3 separate regions of the Homo sapiens genome follow, and regions 1 and 3 are each linked to region 2. A link is an interaction called in ENCODE POLR2A ChIA-PET data of the cell type or tissue named here. Cell type or tissue: Caco-2. All regions are shown on one strand. Region 1 has its middle 13 kb from the start of RALGDS. Region 2 has its middle 4.8 kb from the start of SNORD141A. Region 3 has its middle 16 kb from the start of GFI1B.

What was found. ChIA-PET counts read pairs that join two places held together with the same protein. Peaks named below come from ENCODE experiments on the same cell type or tissue, not always from the same donor. Only the 100,000 strongest peaks of a DNase experiment are listed, where the experiment ranks them.
Region 1: POLR2A ChIA-PET joins it to region 2 with 5 read pairs; 25 of 35 experiments call an interaction of 5 or more read pairs at or near these places.
Region 3: POLR2A ChIA-PET joins it to region 2 with 8 read pairs; 10 of 35 experiments call an interaction of 5 or more read pairs at or near these places.

The regions. Positions count from the first base shown.
Region 1 is chr9:133,132,907-133,135,406 of GRCh38, forward strand. It overlaps a transcript of RALGDS not described here. Among named protein-coding and RNA genes, the nearest start is that of RALGDS, 13 kb to the left of the region's middle. RefSeq lists enhancers at 1-348, 1,063-1,352. In Caco-2, no CTCF peak of the experiment used is centred here; a DNase peak (open chromatin) is centred at 1,005.
Region 2 is chr9:133,024,003-133,026,502 of GRCh38, forward strand. No RefSeq gene overlaps it. Among named protein-coding and RNA genes, the nearest start is that of SNORD141A, 4.8 kb to the left of the region's middle. In Caco-2, no CTCF peak of the experiment used is centred here; a DNase peak (open chromatin) is centred at 1,509.
Region 3 is chr9:132,961,488-132,963,987 of GRCh38, forward strand. It overlaps a transcript of GFI1B not described here, the pseudogene RPL39P24 and the pseudogene RNU7-21P. Among named protein-coding and RNA genes, the nearest start is that of GFI1B, 16 kb to the right of the region's middle. In Caco-2, no CTCF peak of the experiment used is centred here; no DNase peak of the experiment used is centred here.

The DNA.
Region 1 (2,500 bases), 110 kb after region 2:
GATTACAGGCGTGAGCCACCGTGCCTGGCCAGAAGCGCTCAACTTTCATAGTGGGGGTGGGGGACCAGTAGGGAAGTGGCAGGGAACCAGGCCACCCTGCTGGTGTGTTTGTGAGCTAATGCCTTTGCTTGGACAAGCAGCTCCCGGGTACCAGGCCCTCTGCAGGGCCTTGCATCTCTCACACAAGCTTTCTGTGCTATTCTTGAATAGCCCACTCCAGCCCAGCTTCCCAAGCCTGTTACCCCCATATCTCCCCTGCCCCCACCTCCAGCACAGGTCAGCCTGGCCTCAGGGCCTAATCCTGGGGCTCCTCCTTTCGGAGCCAGGGTGGGCAGGGCTACCCGGGGCAGTGGGCACTGAGCTTGCTGGAAAGGCCATCGAGGGACTGCTGACACAGTCAGGCTGCAGGAGGAGCAGCACCAGCTGCCACGCAGAAATGCAGGAGTCCCGAGGAGGTGGTGCTGGCAGGAGGGGAGCAGCAGGGCCATGCACCCCTCCTCCCACCCACGTGGTCCCTGGCCCTGCCTCTGCCGCCAGCCTGGGGGAGAGCAGGGTCTTTGTTCCCTGCTGGCCAGGCCGCCACGTGATGCGCCACATCACTGTCACTGCCTGGAACGAAGACTGCCATGGACAGCCGAGGCGCTGGGGCCTGGGGGTGAGGCCAGTTGGAGGAGCTCCACCTGCAGCCTCCCCACCGCAACTCTGGCTGCCTTCAGGAGCTGGGCCTAGTGAGGGCCATACATGGCACAAACATTTCCAGCTACTGTGCATGAAGCTTACGACGACCCTGACCCCAGGCTTCTCCCAGGACACACGACCTACCAGTGGTCCCACGATGCTCTGCCCAGCACGCCGGGTGGCCTGGGATAATGCACCTGGCCACACACACAAGCCCAGGCTAGCAAAACCCAACCCACAGGCACCTTTCTAGGTAGGGGCAGGCCCTGGCTGGGTGTGAGGCCCATTGTTTACAAACACTGTGCAGCTGTCGCTAGGAGCTGTGACTCAGAGCCAGAGCAGTGACTCCTCGCGAAGCTGTTTACTCGGCACCACATCCTGTCCAGGAAGCAGATAGCAGAGGCCGAGGCCTGGCTTTTGCTCCTCTTTCCTGCTGCTAACTTGACTCAGGGAGCTGCTGGCCAGACTCGGTGTCCAGCTGGGGGGACACTCCAGCTCCCCTCCCCCTGGCTTCTGGGAACCTGAGGCCCCGTCAAGTCGCTCAACACACATTCAGGCCCAGCCGGCTCTGCTAGGTAGTGATGCTGTGGTCGTGCAGGAGACAGATCCTGCCCCTGGAGGCTGCACCTATGCCTGGCATCCCCTCCCTCTTTGGCTCTGACTAGGAGACTCCCAGGGACGGGGGCATCACTGACACCTGTCACTGTGCAGCCCAGAGGCAAATTCTTGCCACGTTCAGAAGCCTGGCAGGCAGGATCAACTCCTGACACCCCTTCGTACCCTAGAGCCTAGTCTGGCGCCGCCTTTAGCACACCTCAATGGGGACAAAGCACTTTTCCAGACAGCCTCTGCCAGAAAGATGAGGCCACAGTCATCATCTCTGTTGTAAAACTGAGAAAACTGAGGCCCAGAGAGGGCGAACAACTTGCCTGATGTCACACAGCGTGTCAGTGCCAAGGCAGGGTGTAAGTCCGGCCCCCAAGGCTGCTTGCTTTCCTCTACTCTGTTCCAAATTAAGGATCACAAGTAGATTTGTTCCAGGCAGCACACAGACTTGACGCTGCTGGGACCCTGTCCCTGGGGTGGGTGGTCTGTCCCCTGTAGGAGGCCTAGGCTGGGGACTCTGACTTCCATTTCTGCTGATCACTGCTGCCTCCAACCTGGCGCCTAAACCAGAGTCAACAACCCTCTGATAATTTCTACTACGCACTGCCATGCCAATGCGGGTATCATTTCACCATCATGATATGTGACGCAGGTTTTGCAGGTGAGTTTGAGGATGAAGCTCAGAGATGGCACAAAGCTCATCCAAAGCCACACAGCAGAGCAGGGCTTCCAATCCTGTCTGACTCTCAGGTTTGCGCTCCCAGTCACTCCTTCCTGCAAACTCCTAGCAGGAAGACTCTTTATGACTTTTCATAAAGAGTCAAAGGTGATTTTATCCTCACGGTGCCCTTCTAAGTTCAGGGTGCAAGTATCTCAATGACCTCCAGTTCACAGGAGGGCCCCTGTGTGTGGTGGGGAGGCAGAGCCGCAGAATGACTTGTGGAAGGCTACACACCCCAGTGGGGAGGACCTTTCCCCTGCTCCAGGCTAGGGAGACCCGGGGACTCCCAGGAGCAGCAGAGCCACAGGACACACCTGCCAAGGCATGTGGAAGGTGGGCCACCCTGGAGTGGGGAGAGAAAGGCAAAGAGGGGCTGTGCTTATTTTGGCAGTTGGGGCTTGGCACCACCCCAGGCAGGACAGTAATTCAGCAACTGGCTGATTCACCCACCGCAGGGCTCCCCTGCACTGGCTGCCTGCCCGCCGGCCCCTATTA
Region 2 (2,500 bases):
CCCGCCACGAGGGCTCCACACTCGTGACCTCATCACCTCCCAAGGCAGCAACTCCTAATACCAGCTCAGGGAGTTAGAGTTTTAACATATAGTCTGGAGAGTGGGTGGGGACAACACTTGCTGCAATTCAGCCACCCAGGCTGCGCTGCGACATTTACACCATGTGCCCCCAGTGACGGTCAGTAACTCAAAGAGGACCCCCAGCCTGGAAATGGGTGGTCTCTGGCCCCATAGGAGGGGTAAAGAATGAAGCGGGGAGGCCTGATTTATAGTGAGTGAGCTCCAGTAACTTAAGAGAAGAAAACCTGACCTGCTTATGCCAGAAAATGTTATGACTCGGCCCTGCGCAGTGGCTCACGCCTGTAATGCCAGCATTTTGGGAGGCTGAGGCAGGTGGATCATGGGGTCAGGAGTTCGAGACCAGTCTGGCCAACATGGTGAAACCCCGTGTCTAATAAAAATACAAAAATTAGCCAGGTGAGGTGGCATCGTCCTGCAGTCCCAACTACTTGGGAGGCTGAGGCAGGATAATTGCTTGAACCTGGGAGGTGGAGGTTGCAGTGAGCCGAGATCATGCCACTGTCCTCCAGCCTAGGCAACAGAGCAAGACTCCGTCTCAAAAAGAAAAAGAAAAAAAAAAGAAAATGTTATGACCCAAAAATAAATTCTGGAAATGCTCTGGAAATTCAAGGACTCCCTGATCTGTATTCATCTCCTAAGGTGACTGTGAGAAATCGCCACACACTGGGTGACTGAAAACACAACACAAATGTGATTTTCAGAGTTCTGGAGGCCAGCAGTCCGGTAGCAAGGTGACAGTAAGATCCAATTCCGCCCCCCCCCCCGACTCACGTCACAGGAAATTAAACATTTAAGCTGAAAAAATGTTCAAACCAAGCAGGGCAGTGCCCATGCACAGAAGTGAGGCCCAACGGGCGAAGCGGACTCATCCTCCCTCCTCATGCCAACAGCAGCTCAAAGCTTCTCAATGGCAAAACTTCTACCAGGTCCTGTCTAAGGCCAAGATTCCTCCTAAAACCCAAACCATCCCCGAGGGGGCCAGCTCCTCGGTCCCTTCAGCAGGAGGGTCCCTGAGTCTGGAAAGAGGAGCTCAGCTCCAAGGGGTGGTGGTGGAAGATGCACCCTTCTGTGTCTTGTGCCAGGGGTCCCCACCTGTGGGCAGCAAGCCACCCAGGTGCCAAGGCAAGAGACCGAGGGCACAAGCTGTTCCAGTATAATAAAATATATAAAATAACAAGAGTTATACTACATATAGATCATAGATATATGTAAGTACCACTAATCATCAGTTTGTAGTAATTACTCTTTATTCAACTATTATAATAATCCTCGCTCTACAATCATAACCTAGGAAAAGCCAGGCCATACAGAGATAGGAGCTGAAGGGACATGGTGAGAAGTGACCAGAAGACAAGAGCATGAGCCCTCTGTCACACCCAGACAGGGCCACCAGAGGGCTCCTTGGTCTAGCGGTAATGCCAGCGTCTGGGAAGACGCCCGTAGCCAAGCGGACCGTGTTCTAGCAGTAGCATCAGTGCCAAGGAAAAGCACCGGCTACTTAGCAGACCGGGAAAGGGAGTCTCCCTTTCCCTGGGGGAGTTTAGAGAAGACTCTACTCCACCACCTCTTGTTGAGGGCCTGACCCGCCCACAGTTATCCGGAGGCCTAACCGTCTCCCTGTGATGCTGTGCTTCAGCGGTCATGCTCCTGGTCCGCTTTCATGTTCCATCCTGTACACCTGGCTCTGCCTTCTAGATAGCAGTAGCAAAATTAGTGAAAGCACTAAAAGTCTCTGATATGCAGAAATAATGGTGTAAGCTGTCTCCTCCCTCTCTTTCTCTCCACCTTGGCTGCCAAATAGGGAAGGGCCCCCTGTCCAGTGGACACGTGACCCACGTTACCTTACCTATCATTGGAGGTGGCTCACACTCCTTACCCTGCCCGCTTGTCTTGTATCCAATAAATAACAGCACAGGCTGGCATTCGGGGCCACTACCAGTCTCCACGTCTCAGTGGTAGTGGTCCCCCAGGCCCAGCTGTCTTTTCTTTTATCTCTCTGTCTTGTGTCTTTATTTCTACGATCTCTCGTCTCCGCACAAGGGGAGAAAAACCCACAGACCCTGTAGGGCTGGTCCCTACATCCACCCTTTCCCTGAGCAACAAACGCTGGTTGCAGCACCCAAGCGTCCTTCAGGAGCTCCGAATCTCTCCCGTGTGGAAGTGGCACATAGAGGCTGCCCCCCACCCCCAGTGTGCCCAATCCGCCCATAGGAGGTGGCTAGAGCTGTAGTGCCCTTCTGTCCAGTGGGATGAAATCTGCCACCCCACAGCAGGGCAAGATGCGAGAAGCATGCTGCGTTAGTCTGTTTTCTGCTGTTATAACAGAATATCCCAGACTGGGTAATTCCTACAGGAAAAACATTTGTTTCTTGTAGTTCTGGAAGCTGAGAAGTTCAAGGACACGGTGGCAGCATCTGCT
Region 3 (2,500 bases), 63 kb before region 2:
AGAAGTATGAAAAGACAGCCTCACTCAACATAAAGGAAACACAAATTAAAACTACCCTGGGATGCCCTTCCTCCTGTCCTATCAGATTGGCAAAATACCTCTCATTTTTTTTTTTTTTTTTTGAGACGGAGTCTCGCTCTGTCGCCCAGGCTGGAGTGCAGTGGTGCAATCTTGGCTCACTGCAAGCTCTGCCTCCCGGGTTCACGCCATCCTCCTGCCTCAGCCTCCCCAGTAGCTGGGACTACAGGTGCCCGCCACCACACCTGGCCAATTTTTTGTGTTTTTAATAGAGACAGGGTTTCACCATGTTAGCCAGGATGGTCTCGATCTCCTGACCTCGTGATCTGCCTGCCTCAGCCTCCCAAAGTGCTGGGATTACAGGTGAGAGCCACCGCACCCGGCCAAAATTCCCCAAATTTGACAACCCACCTTGCTGGCAAGGCTGTGGGAACAAATCTACACTTCTGGGAGTGGGAGGACAGGACTGCACACCCTCTCTAGACAGGAATTTGGCCATATCTAAGGCCATAATGTGTGCATTCTTTCTTTGCTATGCATCTTCCCTACACACCTACACTCTACACACACACACACACACACACACAACCCTACACTCACACATGTGTGCATACAGAATTGTTTTTTTTTTCTTTTTTTTTTTTTCTTTTGAGACAGAATCTCACTCTGTCACACAGGCTGGAGTACAGTGGTACCATCTCAGCTTTCTGCAACCTCCACCTCCTGAGTTCAAGCAGTTCTCGTGGCTAAGCCTCCCAAGTAGCTGGGGCCACAGATGCGAGCCACCATGCCTGGCTAATTATTTGTATTTTTAGTGGAGACAGGGTTTCACCATGTTAGCCAGGCTGGTCTCAAACTCCTGACCTCAGGTGATCCGCTCACCTCAGCCTTCCAGAGTGCGGGATTACAAGTGTGAGCCTCCTCTCCTGGCCCATAAAAGATTCTTTCTTCTCTCTCTCTTCCCTTCTCTGCTATCGTGGTGTGTGTTTGACTCTGCTTCTCGCCATGTCTTCTCACAAGACTTTGAGGATTAAGTGATTCCTGGCCAAGAAACAAAAGCAAAAATCATCCCATTTCCCAGTGGAATCAGATGAAAACTGGTAATCAAATTAGGTACAACTCCAAAAGGAGATATTGAAGAAGAACCAAGCTGGGTCTATAAGGAATTACACATGAGATGACACACATATTATGTTCTATCAAGGTCACCATCATCACCATATCAAGCTGAAAATGTCACCATATCTGGACAGTTTGACATGTTTTATTAGGAATACATTTTTGACAAGGCGCAATGGCTCACGCCTGTAATCCCACTAATTTGGGAGGCCAAGGCGGGTGGATCACTTGAGGTCAGGAGTTTGAGGCCAGCCTAGCCAACGTGGTGAAAACCCATCTCTACTAAAAATACAAAAAAAAAAAAAAAAATAGCCAGGCGTGGTGGCACCAGCCTGCAGTCCCAGCTAATTGGGAGGCTGAGGCAGGAGAATCTCTTAAACCCAGGAGACAGAGGTTGCAATGAGCTGATATGGCGCCACTGCGCTCCAGCCTGGGCAACAGAGTGAGACTCCATCTCAAAAAAAAAAAAAAAAAAAAAAAGGAATCTATTTTTTCTCTTTGTTTACATGTTGTACACTAGTAGGCTGGGTTCAGTATTACATATATGGGAACTTTCATTTCAAAAAAATATTATTGGTCAGGCGTGGTGGCTCATGCCTGTAATCCCAGCACTTTGGGAGGCTGAGGCGGGCAGATCACGAGGTCAAGAGTTCAAGACCAGCCTGGCCAACGTGGTGAAACCCCATCTCTACTAAAAATACAAAAATTAGTGGCATGTTGTGGCACGCACTTGTAGTCCCAGCTACCCAGGAGGCGAAGGCAGAATAATCTCTTGAACCTGGGAGGCGGAGGTTGCAGTGAGCTAAAATCACGCCAGATGCATTCCAGTCTGGGCGACAGAGACAGATTCCGTCTCAAAAAAATTATTATTATTATTATTGTTATTATTATTTTCCCTTGAGATGGAGTCTTGCTGTCATCCAGGCTGGAGTGCAGTGGCGTGATCTCGAACTCCTGATCTCAGGTGATCCAGCCACCTTAGCCTCCCAAAGTGCTAGGATTACAGGTGTGAGCCACTGCACCCGGCCAAAAAAATATTTCTTATGGCATTATCTGCAAAAGTTGAATATTGGAGACAACCCAAATGTCAATTAATAGGGGACTGATTAGTGTTACAGTTCTTTTAGAATTTGTCTAGCAGGCTTTCTGGTTTTTGCCCAAAAGCCTCTCAAAAAAGTTTAAAAAAGAAAAAAAATAGGGGACTGATTGAATAAACTATGGCGCAGTAAGATGCAGAGATAAAAATGCGAATTTTGTCAAGAACCAAGATTTCCAATGTAAGAGAAAAGAGACACAAATATAAAATCAAGTATTTTTAAAAACCTATAATGCAGGCTGGGCATGGGTGGCTCACACCTGTAAT